Regions from separate parts of the Homo sapiens genome. Here region 2 is linked to region 1. A link is an interaction called in ENCODE POLR2A ChIA-PET data of the cell type or tissue named here. Cell type or tissue: A673. All regions are shown on one strand.

Region 1 (2,500 bases):
TCTTGTAACCTATAGGAGAAATATGGCTTCATTATGGCTGTAATTACTATGGCTTTAACGATTTGGCCTTGGCATTCCTGCCTTTGGATTTTATCCTCTCTGTTTAACTCCAGCACACTATTTTAATGGTCCAGGCAGGAAATTAAGCCCCTCCTCCCAATGCTTTGTTTATGTAGATTCAACTAAAGAAAAGGCTTGGTTTCTTCTGACTTCTTTCCCAGAACAACAACCATCTTGCTATTCATCAGTATTTATATTCAGATAACGAGCTGGAGTTGAAGTTACCGAGGGAAAGTATAAAGGAAGCTGCAAAATAGGACTGCCCAGAAATGCGCAAACAACTCCGATGAAGCAAGCCTGAAAGCATTAAAGGAAGAGCACCAAAAAGTGACTGGCCACATGCACGTGTTTCGTTCATTTCAATCTTGGCAGAGTCACATTCAGCAGTTAGGTTATACGCTTTACCTTCCAAGGGCTTTAGAAACAGTAAGCTATTAATCTCTTTAAGCTGTTTTCAATAATAATCTATTTTATCAGGTTTTGTCATTAAAAAGGCAGTTGAGCAGAAGCGTTTCAAAGATAGGATCAATGTAGGGTCTAAGAAGAGGGCTTATATTTATATTTAAAAGAGTAAAAAACATAGGAATTTACTTCTACTCCACTAAAATTAGATTTTCATAAATTATAACAGTGACACTACTGTGGAATTAACATAGGAAAATAAGACTGTTTCTCCTCACATGCAATGGTGATACACACACACACGCACAAACACACATACAAGACATCATAGACATGTGTAACTATTGGTTTCTCCCACTTTTTTTAAATACATATGAAAATCTGTACTATTTAAGTCAGTCAGTCAAAGGATTACTATTACATTTATTTTAAGTGTTATTTGTCTTCTACAAGACTTTTCAGAAGCACATTTTCTGGATATTGTCAGTGACTTATTTTTAAATTGTGCTTTGCAGAGACTCATTCCCAAAAAGAACCGCTAAGAATATTCACCATATGAACTAAATGCTTATTTCCCTAAGGGGAAATATCTATGGCTGTTTACTGAAATGTCTTGCTAGCTCTAGTAAAATGTTAAATTCATTAAAACTAAAATTTCAAATCTTTGAAATAACAAGCAAACATAAGCATGAACCCTCTCTATTCCTCTCTATTCCATGGTACTTATATATCATTAAATGTGAACAGAAAGATAAAGTCGCTTAATACTTATTATTTTTTAGCCATATCTAATGAGGGCCTATGGCTTTTTTTTTTCATTATGTTGTGGTCTGCTCACTGATCACTCACTTCCAGCTTTAACTATTTTCTATATGAAGCAAACAGTTGGTTTTCAATCATTAACACCAAAGACTGCCTGAAACACTCTTCATTAATGAATCTCAAAACATTTTATCATTTCATTATGTCTAACCGCATGTTTATTGGGAAGAATTCAAGCATTAGTCCGATTTAGTCTGCAGTTTACTCTTGGTAACACAGGCAAATGGTAAGATGAGAATTGAAATTCACTTCTGACGAATCTCTCACAATGGCCCGTTATTTCAATCAACCTGTATCTAATAACACTGACATCACTTAATGCAAATCTGTCATATCCATGAATAACAACATAAAATTATGGATGTAAAGAAAGATAAAAGAAGTTAAAGCAGGGCAGGGCACGGTGGCTCACGCCTGTAATCCCAGCACTTTGGGAGGCTGAGGCGGGCGGATCACGAGGTCAGGAGATCGAGACCATCCTGGCTAACAGGGTGAAATCCCGTCTCTACTAAAAATACAAAAAAATTAGCCCGGCGTAGTGGCAGGCACCTGTAGTCCCGACTACTCAGGAGGCTGCGGCAGGAGAATGGCGTGAACCTGGAAGGCGGAGCTTGCAGTGAGCGGAAATCACGCCACTGCACTCCAGCCTGGGCGACAGAGCGAGGCTCCGTCTCAAGAAAAAAAAAAAAGAAGTTAAGGCAAAAAGTATGATTCCTTGCTATTGTATTATGAATATGAAGCCATATATGTATATATGGTCCTTCTTCCTTCCTCTTTCTAACCACCTACAAACAAAACTATATATTGCCACAAGCCTCCTTTTATTAAGAGAAGTCCTAGAAAAATGCAGATTATTTCTCACCAAGGAAATTAGCTAGTGACATGTAAGAAAAATTGTATTCAATCCTTCCTAGTTCCACTGAATCGACTTGACTAGGCTAATACAGTCTTATGAGACGGACTGGCTTCAATGTAAAGCCTAATAGAATTAAATATAAATGCCTTCCTGAGGGAATTAAATCAACGGACTATGAAGCAACTTCTTGATTTTTCTCTGATAGCTTGTCACCCTCACCAGCAGTAGCACATTGCTACTGTCTTTCTCTCCACCCCGCCGCCACTTCTCCCTACTTTGTCTTTTTGAGAGTATACATATAAATACACTTGCATTTACAGAGCTCTATATATTCCACAAACTTTAAAACAACTCAGTTTT
Region 2 (2,500 bases), 1.1 Mb before region 1:
GTCAGAACACAGAGAAGAGTTTAGTGCAGGTCCATGTCATGACGCAGGAGTTGGGCACCCCTCCTTTCACAGGACCTGGAATGTGTCTGGCCTGATAGCCTTACTTTCTGCCACAGGGAATTTTATACTCTGGAATGCCTGGAATGGCTCAGTGATCTGGGCATAGATGACTTGGAAGTAGCCTAACTGGTTGGGCCTGTTGCCAGAGCCAGACACTGAGAGGAGGAAGACCCACCAGATCAGGGTGTGGGAGCTGAGCAGGCCCCACAGCTCCCTACTGCGCTGAAAACCCCAGGCCACCCCTCTTCCTCTGAGCTGGCTCTGTGGCACAGGAGAGATGCCTCTGCCCTTCCCTGGACGGTTGTCCCAGTGGCCTGAGAGCTGCCCCAGAACTTCACCAAGGTCAGCACCTGTACCTGCCCTAGAGAGCCTGAACCAGCCTGACCCAGCAGTGTCCAGCTTTGCTGCCTCTAGCTGCCTTGGCAGCAGTGTGGGGAGTGACCCCTGAGAGCCACACACCCCACCCATCGCCAGGGACACCCCAGTACTTCCCCTATCAACAAAGGCCAAATACAAATTCCACTACCAGTTGGGCACAGTGGCTCACGCCTGTAATCCCAGCACTTTGGGAGGCCAAGGTGAGTGGATCACCTGAGGTCAGAAGTTCAAGACCAGCCTGACCAATATGGTGAAACTCCATCTCTACCAAAAATACAAAAATTAGCCAGGCATGTTGGTAGGTGCCTGTAATCCCAGCTACTCTGGAAGATGAGGCAGGAGAATTGCTTGAACCCAGGAGGCAGAGGTTGAGGTTGCAGCGAGCCGAGATCACACCACTGCACTCCAGCCTGGGTGACAGAGCAAGACTCTGCCTCAAAAAAAAAAAAAAAAAAAAAAAAAAAGCCATTACCATCACTGTAACTTCATCTTGCCTACAAGCACCATCTATTGGCTGGGAGGTCAAACCGTACTGTCCATCACAACTTCTGACATTAGTGTACGTGTACGACAGCCAGTTGTCACTCACAAGCACCACCTACTGGCATGCATGGTGAACTGCCCAACCCAATGTAATTCCTGCTGACAGAGGTGCTGGAGAACAAAATATGGCTCTCTCTATCTTTATTGGAAACAGTGAACCTGATCACACATACAGCACACTGCTACTACAACCTACAAACAACTAGCATTAGAGAAAACCACTACACTATCTATAACCAACTAATTCAAACAGAGATTTGGCCACATGAAACTACATTAAAAAAAAAGCCAGCATAGGCAACAGTCACACTCTCAAGGAGAGAAGAAAAAAACTCACCCAAATGAAAGTAAATTCAAATGTAAAAAGTGACAGTTTCTACAGATAAGAAGCAACCAGCACAAGAACTCCAGCACCATGAAGAAACAAAATGCTGTGATACCCCCAAAAGACCACACCAGCTCTCTAGCAATGGGTCCTAACCAAAATGAAAACTTTGAAACGACAGATAAATAATTTAAGGTATGGGTTGTAAGCAAGTTCAGTGAGATCTAAGTGAAAGTTGAAAAATAACACAAAAAGGCATAAAAACAGATCAGGAGTTCCGTTTTATTGAAAACAAACAGTTATGTTTGACTGAAAAACAGAACTTCTGGAAATATAAAATACACTGAAGGAATTTCACAATACAATTGAAAGTTTTAACAAGACTACACCAAGCAGAAGAAAGAATATCAGAGTTTCAACATCTGTCTTTCAAATTAACACAGTTAGACAAAAATAAAGAAAACACAATATTTAAAAGTGAACAAAGACTTTGAGAAATATGGGATTTTGTAAAGTGATCAAACTTACAACTTTTAGGCATTCCTGAGGGAAAAGAAGAAAAAGAGGTTTGGAAAACATATTTGAGGGAATAATTCAGGAAAATTTCCCTGATCTGGCTACAGATGTAGACATCCAGATTTAAGAAATGCGAAGAATATCTGCAAGATACTCTACATGATGAATATCATAAAGCCATGTAGTCATTAGACTATCCAAGGTCAACATGAAAAAGCAAATCTTAAAGGCAGCTAGACAGAAGCATCAAATCACTTACAAAGGAAATCCCATCAGACTAACAGCAGGCTTTTCAGCACAAACCTTACAAATCAGAAAAGATTGGTGGCCTATCTTTAAGCTCTTAAAAGAGAAAAAATTGCTAGTCAAGAATTTTATATCCTGACAAACTAAGATTCATAAATGAAGAAGAAATGAAGTATTTCCCAAAAGAACAAATGCTAAGGGATTTCTCACCACTAGACAGGTCCTACAAGAAATGGTCAATGGAGTCCTAAACATGGAAATGAAAAGGTGATACTTGCCATAATAAAGGCACACATAAGTAGAAAGTCCACAGATCCCATAAAGTAATTACACAGTTTAGACCCCAAAGCAACTAGCTAACAAAACTATGACCAGGAGAAAAAAAAAACCTCACATATCAATACTAACCTTGAGCATAAATGGCCTATATAC

The links. Peaks named below come from ENCODE experiments on the same cell type or tissue, not always from the same donor. Only the 100,000 strongest peaks of a DNase experiment are listed, where the experiment ranks them.
Region 2: POLR2A ChIA-PET joins it to region 1 with 9 read pairs; 1 of 35 experiments calls an interaction of 5 or more read pairs at or near these places.

The regions. Positions count from the first base shown.
Region 1 is chr12:44,771,518-44,774,017 of GRCh38, forward strand. All of the region lies in intron 9 of NELL2 (neural EGFL like 2), which reads right to left. Among named protein-coding and RNA genes, the nearest start is that of NELL2, 100 kb to the right of the region's middle. In A673, no CTCF peak of the experiment used is centred here; no DNase peak of the experiment used is centred here; H3K27ac peaks cover 1,245 bases.
Region 2 is chr12:43,675,365-43,677,864 of GRCh38, forward strand. No RefSeq gene overlaps it. Among named protein-coding and RNA genes, the nearest start is that of PUS7L, 82 kb to the right of the region's middle. In A673, a CTCF peak has its summit at 1,068 (motif pointing left); a DNase peak (open chromatin) is centred at 1,027.